Regions from separate parts of the Homo sapiens genome. Here regions 2 and 3 are each linked to region 1. Evidence: chromatin loops called from intact Hi-C (ENCODE). Cell type or tissue: heart right ventricle. All regions are shown on one strand. Each heading gives the region's core, and the rest is flanking DNA. Links, peaks and the distances in the headings are about the cores only.

Region 1 (5,355 bases), core at 87-5,086:
CGTAACAAAGTATCACAGGCTAGGTGGCTTAAACAACAGAAATTTATTTTCTCACATTTCTGGAGGCTGAAATCTGAGATCAAGGTGTCAGCAGGTTTGGTTTCTTCTGAGGCTCCTGCCCTTGGCTTGCAGATGTCTGTGTTCTCCCTGTGTCTGCCCATGGGATTCCCTCTGTGTGTGTTGTGTCCTAATCTCTTCTTATAAGGACACCAGTCATAGTGGATTAGAGTGTACCTTCATGATCTCATTTTAATTTCATCACCTCTTTAAAGCTGTATCTCCAAATAAAGCCACATTCTTAGGTACTTTGGCTTCAGACTCGAACAAATAAATTTAGGGGCTTCGTACGTTGAATCTGAGGGGCTCACAGTTCAGTCCCTCACAGGGAAATAGACAAGTAGGAACAGGTAGGAAGTGAGATACGGAGGGAAGACAGATAAATAATAAAGGGTATGTTATGAAGGCAGTCATCACAGCAGGAGACTGGAGCTTGATTGCATTAATTACCAAGAAGAACTCTAGAAAACTAAGTAAAATATGCTTCAGAATTATCTCAGCCGAAGGGCAAGAAGAGTATTTACACCCTGACAGCCTTTGGTCTTTAGTTAAAGGTTTCCTCTGGCGCTGTTAGTTCCCAGGCACCTCCAGCCCACTATGCCCATAGGCTAAGTAAGTTCAGGCAGCCTGGGGACGGCCCTCGGACAAAAATGCAGGTCCCGGCCCTTGGAGGTCTGGGAGTGCACAGGCCTGACGAGGGATCCCAGGACATACCAATGGAGCCCCGTTCGTGTCAGTTAAGAAGCTCTCTCCGGACATTACCAAAGGAGTGGCGAAACAAATCCAAAGAGAAAGCAATCATTGTAACTAATTCAAATGTATAAGCAGACAAGATTCTCAAAACCACAGGCTGATTCCTTAAAATACTAATAAAAGTGAAAAATTGCTGTCAAGATTGATCAGTTAAACTAGAGACAAATGACCTAGTGACAAACAATGTCAGGAATTTTAAAACGGGGCATCATTAAGGATCACGCAGACATGAGATCATTAAGAGAAGTAACAGAAAAAAAAGGGTGAATACCAATTTCACTCCTAGTTATATACTCAAAAGTATTGAAAACAGGCACTCAAACCAATACATGTACATATGTGTTCATGGCAGCACTACTTACAATTTACAAACATCAAAAGGTGAAACAGCCCAAATGTTCATCCATAGATAAATAGACAACAAACTGTGGTATATTCATACAACAGAATATTGTTCAGATATAACAAGAAATGAATTACCAAAACGTGATACAAGGTGAAAAAACCTCAAAAATATTACATTAAGTGAATGGAACCAGACACATATTATATAAATCCATTTATATAAAATAACCAGAACAGGTAAATGCATGGAGACAGGAAGTCGATTGTTGTTTGTGAAGGCTGAGGAGAGGGAAATGGAGAGTGGTTAAAGGGGATGCGTTTCCTTCTGGGGGGGATGGAAATATTTAGGAACTAGATAGAGATGTGATTGCACAACACTGGGAAAGTATAAAATGCCATTTAATTGTTCACTTTAAAATGATTTGATTTATGTTATGTGAATTTCACCTCAATAAAAAAGAGAGAGAAAGGGTGAGGAAAAGAGGAGAAACACCTGGCAGTTATACACTGCCAGCCATGTGCTAGGTCTACACTGCCATTAAAAATGCACTAGTTTTAATATTTTGATGAGCTCAGGCTGGGCAAGGTGGCTCATGCCTGTAATCCCAGCACTTTGGGAGGCTGAGGTCGGCAGATTACCTGATGTCAGGAGTGTGAGACCAGCCTGACCAACATGGCAAAACCCGGTCTCTAGTAAAAATACAAAAATTAGGCCGGGCACAGTGGCTCATGCCTGTAATCTTAGCACTTTGGGAGGCCGAGGCGGGTGGATTGTCTGAGCTCAGGAGTTCGAGACCAGCCTGGGCAACACGGTGAAACCCATCTCTATTAAAATACAAAAAAATTTAGCCTGGCTTGGCAGCATTTGCCTGTAGTCCCAGCTACTAGGGAGACTGAGGCAGGATGCTTGAACCCGGGAGGCGGAGGTTGCAGTGAGCCGAGATTGCCCCATTGCACTCCAGCCTGGGCAACAGAGCGAGACTCTGTCTCCAAAAAGAAAAATAAAAAAAATTAGCTGGGCTTGGTGGCGAGCGCCTGTAATCCCAGCTACTTGGGAGGCTGAGGCAGGAGAATTGCTTGAACCTGGGAGACGATGGAAGTTGCAGCGAGCTGAGATTGTGCCACTGCACTCCAGCCTGGGCCACAGAGTGAGACTCTCTCTCTTTCTCTCTCTCTCTCTCCCCCCAACCCCCCCCCTCTATATATATATGTATGTGTATGTATATTTTGATGAGCTCATTAAATACATTCACAATTGTCCCATAAGATAGGGATTAATAACACTTTTATAGAAAAGAAAGGAGTTCATGGAAAAGAATCTGATTGTTTCTCTGTTTTGCTGTCACTTTGTGTTTTGCGGAGTTAATCCAAAGAGTTGCTTCAACAAGCAGAACTCAAGGAAACACGGGTGAGGTTACTTTCAGGCTTGGAGACTTCTGAGCTAAAGGAAGTGGGCCAGGGAAGGGCTAGGTGCTCTGACATTCCAAATATAGTCTGCTTGGCCACTGAGGAACAGAGATTTGTTGCTAGCAACAAGTACTTAGAACGTGTGTGATTTGGCATGTCTCGAACTGTGAAGTAGATGCAATGCAGGCAGAAAATCGATGATGCTATGGGGAGGGGCTGTGTAGGGTGTTAATCGCCATCTGCAGTGCCTGGAGGTGGGGTGGGGAGAAGTGAAGAATCTCTTCCTTTTTAATAGATTTTCAAGATGGGAAAATCATATTGCAACCCACAGGCATTTGGAAACAATTTGTGCCGAAGACAGAAAGTACACCTAACGTTAAGCTGAAAAAACTGGACGCTCCCAGCAAACTCACTTTGCAGACTCCTGGTTGTCAGAAGAAAACGCCAGAGGATTTCACTTGGCATTGACCTCTTACTACTTCCAGCCACTTACCCTGGGCAGTAGAAAGAAGGAACAGAAAGCAGAGTAGATTAAGAGGAGCAAGTACAAATGGCGTGGGACTTCAAATCACCACCTAAGATTACTTCTTTGATTTCTGAAAAAGTAGGTCAAAGGAAGATGTCAGGTGAGATGGGAATGGGGGAATGGGGGTGGGGGAGGAAGAGTTAAGCCTGATTCACAACCCTATAGGCATGCGGTGAAGCAAATTCTTTGGCACTGTTTATAATTTACCTTAGAAGGTACACTTGTGAAATCTTTAAGAATCATGAATGTTGTCCCCGGAAGAAGTAGGTACATCTTGAATCTTTAATTCTGCCTGGGACAAAATGACCATATGAATGTTAAGTTGAAAGTGCAAATTAGCATAGAATCATCGGGCCAAAAGTTGAAAAGACTTTTGATTAAATCCTAGAAGAAAGATGAACGTAAAATTACAGATCGAAAACCTTAGATTCATATTTTATTTCTTAAAACTCTAAAACTCTGAGCTTTTATCCTTATCCACTAACAAATTGATCAGCACTTTCTGTTGAGTTAAACTCTGAATTGAGGGTCTTTTTGCCTCTTGCCTACTTTCATTCAGGCTGGGTTATTTCTTTTCCTTTTTTGTAACTGTGGTTTTTTTATTGTGGCAAAATACACATAAAATTAGTATTTTAAACATTTTTAAGTGTACAATTCCATGCATTTAGTACATTTGCAATATTGTATGACTATCCCCACTTCCTTGAATAGTTCTAGAGAAACAGAATGTTAAGGATGAAGGCCAGGTGCTGTGGCTTGTGCCTGTAATCCCATCACTTTGGGAGGCCAAGGTAGGAGGATCGCCCGAGCCCAGGAGTTTGAGAGCAGCCTGGGCAACATAGTGAGACCTCTTCTCTACAAATAATAAAAAAAAAACTAGCCAGGCATAGGGTAGTGTGTCTGTGGTCCCAGCTACTCAGGAAGCTGAGGTGAGAAAATTGCCTGAACCCGGGCAGTTGAAGCTGCAGTGAGCTGCGATAGCACCACTGCACTACAGCCTGGGCAATAGAATGAGACCCTGTCTCAAAAAAATTAAATGATTAAATTAAAAAGAAAAAAAAAAAGAATGTTAAGGACAGGTTTTCTGAAATGGTTCTGCGGTTTCTGGAATTGACTCTCTAATCTGATTAGATTTCAAGATGCTAATGACTTTATTTTTAGTAGTAATGAGAGCACTGGTAGTCCATGGCATGATCTGGCAATAGAGATACGTAAAACAGCACCTTTGGATACTCCTTAGCAACCCCTTGTAGGAAGCAAGGAGCTGCGGGGGCAATGGGCGGGGGGGCGGTGGGGAGCTATGTATATACTTACGAACACTTTTTGCAAACTAACAAGTATGAGATTGGCTGGTTGATCCAAATGTCACTGGGCAAAGTGGGGAAAGGAAAGGATGAGCTCCAGGATTTGAATCTTCAGCTTAAGCCCCATGTACAAGACCTGAAATCTTCTACAGGTGCCCTGCAAGATCATTATTGCCTTTAGCAGCAGGGCTATGATTGCTGAAAATCAAACACAGAATCTTATCCTGAGACTGGCTGAATGACTGCCCAGGTTAAACTCTCAGCCTCACAGGAAGTCAAACGTTGAAGTGAGGAAGATATGCACTTTGAGAGCTGGAATGGGGATATGTAGGAAGACCTGATGAAACTGGGGAAATCGAGCCCCTGGAATCTGATAAATATTTGCCAGTGGAAGAGGCCTCTCTAACCTCTGGGGAAGCCACCTTCCCACTCCCAGTGGTAGTGGCTTCTCCACCCCCTCACCTCTCAACTGGTGGGATTAAACTTGCATTGTCCTCGAAAACTGTAATGACCTCCTCTGTGGTAGATGCTATGCTAGACAGTGATTCTCCTCAAGATCCATTTATATCACCCCTCTGTGCTTCTAGACCTATAACTTGATTCAAGTCCTAGTAGGCTCCTAAAGGTAAGGTACAAAATGTAACTCACAAGGAAGCATACCACAGTTCAAAAGAACTACTGGAATTTTCTAATTTATACAGATAGAAATCTGGGAAACGTGTGGGAGTGGATATTGAGAGTATAGGATAATGGCAGGAGGAACATAAAGTTGGATTAGGTGGAATTCATTGATATGGGCTCACTAAGCAGAGATTCTGTATTTAACATTATAGCTCAGGCCGTTCGAAAGGGCTCTAATTGTTTGTGCTATACTTTAGTTTGTTTGTTCCCTCCAAATCTCATGCTGAAATTTGATTCCCAGTGTTGGAGGTGGGGAACAGTAGGAGGTGTTGGATCAGGGGG
Region 2 (5,355 bases), core at 204-5,203, 70 kb before region 1:
ATCTGTCCAGCTGCAGAAAGTGCCTCCTGTAAGTAAGAGATAGGAAATAATCAGAAACTTTTAGCATCAAATTGAGACATGTGGAAAAACCTATCAAGGCCACTGAGTCAGAGTTGTGGCTGAGATGGAGGCACAGTTCTGATCTTTGTTAGAAAAATCCCATAAGTAGTTTGGAGGACACTAAGCAATTTGTTCCTTCCCTTCAGTTCCCAGTAGAAAGGGCCTCACCTTCTTATGTAGGAGGTGTGTGGGTCAGATCGCTGGGCAAATAAACTGTGCGGGAGGACACAGGCCTGGGAGTGGGGATGCAAAGAGGGTCCTCTTTCTCCATCCTTCAACTCTCCTTCTCATTAAGCTGGGAATTGAGACTGGTTTAAAAGGATTAACATAATTAAAATAAGGTACTTTAAAAAGCAAGTTCCAGCATAGAAAGCATTGGTTTTCTCTCTCTCTCTCTCTCTGTTTCTCTCCCCACCTTCCTTTCTCTGTTTCTGTTTCTCACCCTCACACTCCTCCTCCCTTGTATTCCTTTCTTTCCCATTTATCTGTGATCCCAGTGTGCTGTTTCAGCCAAAGCCGGAACCCTTCCTGATGGATGCATACTTCAGGTTCTATCTGTTTACAAAAGGCTGATTTTCCCATCCTTGATATTTCTCCTAGAAATTAGGTCCTGGAGAGATGGTGGGGGAATTCTAAGCCATTGTTATGTTCTGTAGGAGACAAGATCACTCCAAAAGATGCCTCTTTGGCATAAGGATTATTTTGGCCTGAAAGTAATTGAGAAGAAGCAGACGAAAAGCTCTCCGCCTCCCCCATTTGCCTAAAAGCAGGACATCCATTTATATAGACAACAGTGTCCCTTCTCCCCTCTCTGCCAGGAAGAACAAAGGTTGATCACTAAAGACAACTTAGGATCCTTACCAATGAGAGGATAAAAATAAGGATCACTTATCTGGAGACCACCACTAGAGGAATCTACATGACAAACTTCACTAACTAGCCTTCAGCTACCGTATGTAGTAATGCTCCCCATAATGATGCTTGGTCAACACTTATATAATGGTGATCCCATAAGATTATAATAGAGCTGCCCTATAGAGGTGTACCATTTCTTGTCTTTCACATGGTGTTTTTACTATACCATTTCTAGGTTTAGATGCATAAATACTCCCCGTTGTGTTCCAATTGCCTACGGTATTCAGTACAGCAGCAAGCAGTACAGGTTTATAGCCTGGGAGCAATAGGCTCTACCATACAGCCTGGGTTTGTAGTAGGCTCTACCATCTAGGTTTGCGTTAAGTACCTTCTATGATGTTCACACAATCAGGGAATTGCCTAGTGACACATTTCTCAGAATGTATCTCTGTCGCTAAATGCTGCATGACTGTATTTTCCTTCTCACACTTTGCTGCCCCTGGAGACTCAAGGTTCTTTTCCTTTGTCTTGCCACTTCTCTAAAAATCTTCTGTTCTTTGCTGAAGAGGCTATATAAGCCTAAAATCAAAGCTCTCTGTGAAAATGATGCATTCCTTGGGTATCTCCCATGCGTAGTTGAAAGACATGTTGATAAACTTCTGTTTGTTTTTTCTCTTGTTAATTTGTCTTTTGTTACAGGGGTCCATTCCAACTAAAAACTAAGGGTAGAGAGAAAATTCTTTTTTCCTTCCCCACGCTTTCTTTCAGTAGGATAGTTTATCTCTCTGTCCAAGTACAGAACTCACTGTCCAGGGAAAATGGGGCCATAGAAGAATGTGGATTGTGTGTTGTATATGCATTCAACATTTACGTGTGTGAGAGGCATGTTAGACTCTAGCACCTTAATGATTAGGCCATACACATACGTATAGACTTGATTACATGGTAGGCACTCAGGGACCAGTAAATAAAATGTTAAGTGGTCCCAGGGCAATTAGGGACTTCTGACACAATACAGCATATGCACAAAATCTCCCCCACTGATTTAAAATTTTTTTGATACCACTATTTTAAGAGGTCTTTCTTCATATTAGTACAATGTTACAACAACTCACCTCATTCTTTGCTGTATAGTAAAATTTCCCTAATTGGGCCCAGCATTTTGGAATTTATATTAATTACAACACAGTGATTGTATTGGGTAAGAAGTTTGAAAGAAGAGTTGTAATTTAGAAATCTGTACTTTTATGAGCACTATACATAAGCCACAGGGTTTTTATAAATTGTAATCTCAGGTTCGTTTAGGCAATTTTTCTTATTAGCACCCCATTTATTTCTGAGTTTATAGCATCTGTAACATGTAACATAATTATCGGTGTTTCTTTTAACACATCCTAGAGTTTGAATGTTTTATAAAAATTAATTCAATTGGGACTCACAGTCTCCCATCTTTCAAAATAGTAAGATTTTACTGTATTGGTTTTGGACCCCATTCCTCGGCAGCTTTCTTTAGCCATGGACAAGTGAGTCAGTGGAAGCTAATTCGGGAGGGAGGCGTGGTTGTTCAAAGTGTCAGAGTTGACTCGATATGGTTGTAGACTGTTGGCTATTACCCATGGACAGCCCCTTCTTTCCAGGCCTGCTATGGCCAAGAGATGCTTCACCTTTTCTCCCTACCGCAGCTGTCTCTTGAGCCCGCTGTGCCATCTTGCTGGTTATCGTCTTTGTTCCTTCCCTGACCTGGTTATGATTTTCCTATAGCAAATAAAGAAAGCTGGGATTGTCACCTTTCTTTTCCTACAACTTGGAAGTCTGGGCACACTGTTATGAGTCTTTGTCTAAAGAGTCATGGGGAAGGTAAGTCTCTCCCCTCCCCTGGGCTCTCTCCTCTTCCTCCTTATCTCCTTTAAAAACCTTCCCTGAGTCCTCCCTGAGTCAGGATTAGTTATCCTCACCCTCTGTCAGTGCATTTAGGAGCAACATGCAAAGAACAGGAGTTTTAGCTCCTTCAAGACCTGAGTTTAAATCCCAGTCCTAATGCTTGTAGCCTTGTAACCATAAGCAAGCTTCTGAATATCTGTCTATTTCCTTAGAAAAAGAGATAGCAAAACTTCTTGCAGCGTAGTAGGAGGATTAGAGATAATACACATCAGCATATGTAGTACCAAAAAAGCAAATGTTCAAGAATGGTAGCTATTTTTATTATTCTAGCACTTCCCACACTGTACAGTGATCATGCTCACTTGTCTGTCTTCCCCTCAGGACTGTGAGCTCTTTTTGAGACTATTTTTGTATCCCTGAACTTTGGAACAAAAGCTGGCATGGAGTGGACGTTACATAAATGTGTTTTGGATGAATGAATTAATGGGAATTAATGGACATCTTTAAATAGCCTGGCTTGGTTTGTGCATTATTAAGTGGGCCTGTTTCTTGGGACCTATTGGAGATTAGAGGCCATTCTAAACAATGAGGCAATCAGAACAGGGAAAAGAACAAAGTGAAGAAATTGGATTCAATATTTTGGTTCTTAAAACGTTGCATGCCTACAGATAATGAGAAAACTCACCATATGTAAGACTGAAGGTAACTGACATGCTTGGAATGTCGTATTCTCAACATTAGAATGATACATCACAGGTTTTCTTTCCCCCAACTACTGGGCCTTTCTCATTTATAGGCAGGACAATCACTATTTTCCTTCCAGGTACCACTCATGAGAAATATTCAGACCTTATAGGAGCTTGCAAAATAAACAGTTGTTGGTATCTCCTTGGGAAGAAGAGAAAACCCAAAGCTTTGATAGATATTAAACTGGAGCCCTCCTGGGAGATTCTAAATGGCTCATAAATACAACTGGTGGAATATTGCCTGCATGTATTTTCCACTTACACTCACCTTTGAGGTTCTGTTCTGGCCCCTTGAGAATCGATACACACAATAACAGAATTGCTGATATATTAATCTTTCTGCTGATCTTAGCATTTCTTTCTACCAAAGTGGGAATAAGGCTGGGAGAGGAAGTGAAATCCAGAGCACTGTGAAAGTAATGGGGGAAAAATTTCATTTCCAGAATTCAGAAAATATATGAAGTCGTTCTCTTTCTCTAACCTCAAAAAGGCACCTTGATAGAGTGCCCTGGCTGGACGAGAGCCATGGAATTCAGTTTATCATGAGCACCCTGCACCCTCCTCAGTCCTGGTTTTGTGACCTTTTAAGAACAAAGCCAACACTCCAGGTCACGTCTAGGCTAGAAGTTCCATTAGAACAATGAGCCACCCACTCCAGAGCCCTCACTGCGCCAAAAGGTTTTCATTCCCATGCTATAGCTTATCACAGTAAAGGGGAGGGAAAAATAATGCTTCCTCTGCCCTGTCTGAGTTCTTAATTAGGACAGACACCTGTAAAGACAGACTAACAAGAGAAAAACAAACAGAAGTTTATGAACATGTATATCTCATGTATACAGGAAACATGCAGGGAAAATGAGTGGGTTTCAAGAGTAAATCTCAAAGCTATGGCTTTGACTTCAGGCTTAAATATCATCATTTGCTGAAACAAGAAAGAAGCAGGTAGGGAAAGCCAGTTATGGGAAGATGACCAGAAAAGTACTATAAACAAGAGCAAGGTTTGTTATGCACATTTAACTTGGTACCTTCTCCCTTGATCAGAGTCTCTATTGACTTAGTCACTCTTCTGTTCCTTGTGCAAAGGGAGACACCTTTACAAATGGAGATTTCTCTTACACGTGAATTTCTCTTTTTTCTTTTTTTTTTTTTTTTTTTTGAGACCGGGTCTCACTGTCACCCAGGCTGAGTGCAGTGGTGTGATCATAGCTCACTGAAACCTTGACCTCTGCCTCCTGGGCTCAAGTGATCCTCCCATCTCAGTCTCCTGAATAGATGAGACTATAGGCATGTGCCACATTACTGGCAAAACTTAAAAAAAAAAAAAAACTTTTGTAGGGATGGGGTTTTGCTATGCTGCCCAGGCTTGTCTTGAACTTCTGGAGGCAAGCAATCCTCCCGCCTTGGTCTCCCAAAGTGCTGGGATGACAGGCGTGAGCCACTACACTTGGCCAAATTTATCTTATAAAAGGGTCACTTCTGCTGTTTCCAGAGCCTCTCCTGTGGCTACCATTTCTCAAAATAATGAGCTCAAAATAATCCTAATGCCAAAAGGACATTTTTGGGGGTGGCATATTCTGGTGCTTATTGTCATATTTTGGGTTGACACGTCCTGAACCCCATCATTAGCAAAGGGGTCGTTTTTAGGTATTCAGGACTGAATGCACTCCATAAGGTGAAACTGGTGGTGAACATCTAAGATTTACACCAGCTGCAGAAGGAGCCCCCGGGTTGGGGAGGTGGGAAGGGGATTTCCCTTGAAGATGAGCCTGAAAGACTAATACCATTACCTAAATTCTCCAAGTGAAGGTTATCA
Region 3 (5,355 bases), core at 259-5,258, 140 kb after region 1:
CCAGCCCACCCCTTCTGGATGTATTGGGGCAGAGGCTGGGTGCTCACTATAAGGGGTCTTGTGTGGAATAATCAGGCATCAAATAAAACTGGATGACTCTGAGGGACATCTAGATTCTCCTATGTTATGACTCTGGGAATATAAAGTATACTTGTAGAACACATTAGGCATATTTCTGTCCATGGAGGCGACCCAGAGGTGTTTCTAGAACAATGAGGGTGGGTGGCAGGTAGGAAATCAGGGCAGAAGAGATGGTGAACATGGATGAAATCGATTTGCTGTATGTGGCTCTATCTAAATCAGGACAGTGGCCCTTTCTTTCCCTGGGGCCTCTGGATGTCATGGGCAGAAATCCTTGGCTAGTCTGACTGAGATCCAGCTACCTGTTCTTGTTAAATGAGAATGTTCTCCAGGTATCTTGGTAATGAGATGGGGGCGGGGTGGGGAGGTTGGGGGGTGGTGGGGGGCAGTTTCCTTCAGAGTGGAGTTAACTCTTGATTGCTCACCGGCTGTTTGTCCCAGGAGGGGAACCTCCAGGCTGCCTCCTGCTCATTGGAGAAACCTCAGGACACAATACAGCAGGTGAGGGGAGGACCCTACCCAGCCAGCCACTAAAACACCCATCTGTAGCTCTAGGTTAGAAAAAAAACTGTGAAGCCTAGATGAGGAATGATAGTGAAGACCCTAGCCAAATAAGGCCTGGGAATTATTGGTAGATTTAATTTATCCAGATTATCCCCTCAAGTCCCACTACTACCACAAGAAATGGACATACCTGCATATTTATTAAATGCTGCTGAACTCAATGCTCCTTGCTAAACATCAATCACTCTTTCACCTGCTCAAATGTTTTTATCAAATGAGTGGAGCATCGCATTTTATCGAATGGCCAGGCTATGATGGCCAACTCTGAGCCCTAGGCAGGGAAGAGTTATACTGAGGAATATTCAAATTGAGATGGTATTTTAAACCTAGGGTACTTTCTAAAGTGTAAAAATAAATAGTCACTTGTGCATGCTAATTATAGCTACCATTTACGTAGAAAGGAAAAACCAGCAACTGAGAGCAATAATTACAGATGATAGTGATCATGATGATGACAAACACTCATCTGACACTTACTATGTGCCTGGCATGGTTCTAAGCACTTTATTTATAATAATTGAGCCTCACACCAGCCTTGTGAAGTAGGTACTTTACCTCCATTTCATAGGTGAGGACATTGAGGCTGACAGTTGGTGGGTGACTTGTCTGGGGTCACACAGCTAATAAGTGGTAGACCAGATGGCCCCTCTCCAAGACTGTTCTCTATACTGCTGCAGCATACTGCCTGGCCTGAGTTTCCTGGATGTGCCTCTTAGCCCCTGGAAGGAAATTAGCAGACTCAGCTCAACTACACATTAAGGGAGAAATGGAGCCTCTCAGAGGCAGGTTCATTTGTTCATGCTTTCACTCATTTCAACTCTTATTTCTTGAGTGTACTCATGCAGGCATTAGGAGGTGGACCTTTAGTGGCCCCAAGGGGTTGATTTCTTAGACCTTTGTTCTTGTTTGCAGTCTCACATTGTCTCTTTTTTTATACCTCCACAGAGGAAAAGAGGACCATCTGTCAGAAAAGAGGACATTGGAGGGAGGAGCAATGCATTTCCTCATCCTTTCAGCATCTGCCCCAGGCTGCAAGTCTGCCCTGTGATATAACCCCAGGGGTGTGCTGAGCCCTGCTTGCAGAGGCTTTCGGGCTAGTTGTGTGCCTCTCTTCCCAAATCCATGACATCACACACTGGTACCTTGAAATTAGCCATGGAAGGACCACGTACACCATGAACTCAACAAATGCTACAAATCAAGGTGTGCATGTGTGCATGAGTGTGTGTATGTGTGTGTGTGGTTTGTCAGAGAGCCAGCTTATCAGCCCGTTACTGCACACACCACAGGATGTCTCCCCAAGAGACAGAATGACAAACCTCATGCCATTCTTCTTTCTCCAGAAACTGCATTTAGGATAATGAAGAGTACACACTTGTCTTCCCTCATGATTCCCTCTAGAGCCATTATCATCTGTCAAGCAGAACTTTCATTATGAACTTTTCACTCCAAAAAGGCACTAAACCACCAAAGTCAACAGACTCACGACTTCCCTCGTCACAAGCACAGACCCAGCATTTCAGATCTGCTGATTCCCTTTCCAAAATTCCCAGCTCACACTTTTGGCTTTTTCATTTACCTCAGCCCTGTTGAATCCCCTACTCCTGGCATAAATTATAGTTAGACCTGCATTTGAATCCCAGCTCTATCACTGTGGATTGTCCTTAAGCCTCAGTTGCATCATCCCTAAAATGGGGATTCCAGTAGGACCTAGCCTCAAAAGATTGGTTTGAGGATTAAGCTTCTGAAAGTATATAAAGCACATAGCAGAAACCTGGCATGAAAGAGAGGTTGTCACTATAACACACTCTACAAGCAACCAAACCCTACACACTTATAACATTTCCCTGCTGCCTGCTGCCTGCTCCTGTCCAGACATGATATAAACAGGGTGAATGCACCATCCTCTTCCCTAATTTCTGGGTATTGCTTATATTGGTCTCTTATTCTGGAAGGCCTTTTCCTACCTATTGAAGTCCTATCCATCCTTCAAAACCCTACTTGAATTCCACCTTGTATATAAATTCTTTGCTGATCCTCCCAATTGCAATTAAACCCTGGATTCTTTGCTCTTCTGGAGGCCACTGAGTTCCCCAAATGGCAACATTACCTTTCCCCTCCCTATCATCCTCACTTTGCCTGAAAAGTTGATAGAACTCCATTTCTTTGGGCTAAGGTATATAAAAGTGTTGAAATGGTAAAAGTGACCTGGGAAGGATACACATTTTTCTACGTGGATGCATTTTTGGGTATCCCTAACACTGACATTTCCCAGCATCATGAGACCACAGAGCTGGAAGGGTTCCTAGAGATCATGTACTCACCCGCACATTTCACAGATGAAGAAAGGAGACCCAGGGAGCAATTCAGCCAATGTCACTCAGCCAGGCTCAGAACTGGGCTGCAGTGACCACCAGCCTAGTGTTCTGTGCACCCCGCCAGGCTCCTAGGGGAACAGGACAAAGCCTGACAGAAGTAGGTTGAGGGACAATGGTCACAGCATGGAGGGCTTCGCAAGAAGGCTGGCAGGGCAGCCACGAGAACAGGAGAGTCAAGGGCAACATGAAGACATGGGTCTGAAGAATGGCAAGGAATTGGGCAAATGGCTTGAAGTCCTGGAGGGAAATTATCTGCTAGCTTCATCTCTTTGTCCAGACTGGCAATATCCCCATCTATAGCCCTGGCCCAGCCACGAATGGCCACATGCAGGAAGGCATTCAGCAGGGAGTCCATCACCACTCTATGATTTAGAATGCAGGCCTTTTACCTTTCCTCATGGCTATACGGGTTCCTGTCCTCGGAAGACATCCTAAAGTCTAAACTAGCCACTACCAAGTGTAAATTAGTTCAACCACTGTGGAAGACAGTGTGACGATTCCTCAAAGACCTAGAGGCAGAAATGCCATTTGGCCCACCAATCCCATTACTGGGTATATATCTAAGGGAATATTAAATCATTCTGTTATAAAGATATATGCACGTGTATGTTCACTGCAGCATTATTCACAATACCAAAGACATGGAATCAACTGAAATGCCCATCAATGATAGACTGGATAAAGAAACTGTGGTACATGTAAACCATGGAATACTATGCAGCCATAAAAAAGAACAAGACCATGTTCTTTGCAGAGACATGGATGGAGTTGGAAGCTGTTATCCTCAGCAAATTAATGCAGGAACAGAAAATCAAACAACACATGTTCTCACTTATAAATGGGAACTGAATGATGAAAACACATGGACACTTGGAGGGGAACAACACACACTGGGGCCTGTGGGTAGGGGGTTGGGTAAGGAGAGGAAGAGCATCAGGAAGAATAGCTAATGGATGCTGGGCTTAATACCTAGGTGATGGGATGATCTGTGCAGCAAACCACCGTGATACATGGTTACCCGTGTAACAAAACTGCACATCTTGCACATGTATCCCAAAAGTTAAAATAAAAGTTGAAGGGAAAATAATAATAATAATAATAAATAAATAAATAATAGCCACATCAACTCCTCACCTCTCATCACTCTATTCCTTTTTTTTGCCGTACCTACTTCAGCTTCAATGTGCTTCTCACTACTTGAAATTAAGCTATTTGTTCATTCATTCAGTTTCTTTGTTTACTGTCTGTTCCCCCATGAGAAGAGAAGCTTGAGAGTTAGGAACTTTGTCTTTTCCTACTATGTACTGGGTGCTCAATAAATATTGGTTAAATGGATGAAAAAAAATGTCATAACCATCACAGGTTGTATTAATAGATATCTGTTCTTTCCTTCCTACTTTTTTGGTAGATTCATTCTGCTGTCTTTCTCTTACTTCTTAAGTCTGATACTTAGCTCAATCATTTTGGTCCTTCCTGCTCTTCTAGTGTAGGCATTAACTTTCTAAGGACTGGCTTAACTGTGTTCCCAAGTTTTGATTTACAATATGTTAAATATCATTCGGTTCCAAGTATTTTTAAATTTTCATTAATATTTTTTGACCCTTAAGTTGTTTGGAAGCATGTGTGGCTATGTGTGTGTATATATGTTTAATTTCCAAATAAGTGAGGGTTTTCTACATTTTATTTAATCTACTATTTCTAACTTCATTTGTGGTCTGAGACTGCAATCTTTTGAAATCTAGCATTATGTCCTAGCACTGGGGCAATCTGCATTAATATTCCATGTGTTTTGAAAGTCAGATATTTTTTCTAGAGCTGGGTGTCATGTTCTATATAGGTCCAGTTGATCAAGCTTGCTAATTAAACTGTTCAAATCATCTATATCCCTTCTTCCCTTCTGAATTATTATAATTTTTTAAATTATATTTTTAGCCTCTGGTTGTTTGCAAGTTAAAAGCTTTGGTGTATTCGTTAGTGCTACTCTTCCTTTTAATAGGACTATATTTATATGTGTAACTCTGATCAAATCTCTCCCATATTACCTGCTAATGTTTTGTAATAGTTTAATTTCTTCAGCCTCTTTTCCTACACCAACTAGACTTCATTTTTATTGCTTAAGCAGTTTTAATTTGGATTTACCTGCATCTTGCCTCACTATTTCTTCCTGTATATCATACTTTTCACTTGGAATAATTTTCCTTCAGCCTAAAGTCATCTTCCAGAATTTTCTTTGGCAATGGTCTTTCTGTGATAAGCTTTTCCAGTTGTGCTTTGTCTGTAAAAGTCTTCATTTTATTCACATTCTTAAACTGGAGTTTTGCAAGATAAATTA

Evidence for each region. Peaks named below come from ENCODE experiments on the same cell type or tissue, not always from the same donor. Only the 100,000 strongest peaks of a DNase experiment are listed, where the experiment ranks them.
Region 2: it touches region 1 in a loop (2.8-fold over the local background); 6 of 110 quality-filtered maps call a loop at or near these places.
Region 3: a loop joins it to region 1, with 2.2 times the contacts of the local background. A loop is called at or near these places in 4 of 110 quality-filtered maps.

What each region holds. Positions count from the first base shown.
Region 1 is chr6:14,428,887-14,434,241 of GRCh38, forward strand. It overlaps LOC105374942 (a long non-coding RNA gene), which reads right to left. Exons shown (of 6, transcript XR_926510.3): 3 at 3,296-3,380; 4 at 2,976-3,056. It overlaps LOC101928331 (a long non-coding RNA gene), which reads left to right and starts at 2,894. Exons shown (of 3, transcript XR_001743994.3): 1 at 2,894-3,188. In heart right ventricle, for the core only: no CTCF peak of the experiment used is centred there; a DNase peak (open chromatin) is centred at 2,719; H3K4me3 peaks cover 2,368 bases; H3K27ac peaks cover 601 bases.
Region 2 is chr6:14,358,271-14,363,625 of GRCh38, forward strand. No RefSeq gene overlaps it. Among named protein-coding and RNA genes, the nearest start is that of LINC01108, 75 kb to the left of the region's middle. In heart right ventricle, for the core only: no CTCF peak of the experiment used is centred there; DNase peaks (open chromatin) are centred at 2,491 and 4,111; H3K27ac peaks cover 3,272 bases.
Region 3 is chr6:14,572,430-14,577,784 of GRCh38, forward strand. No RefSeq gene overlaps it. Among named protein-coding and RNA genes, the nearest start is that of LINC01108, 290 kb to the left of the region's middle. In heart right ventricle, for the core only: no CTCF peak of the experiment used is centred there; no DNase peak of the experiment used is centred there.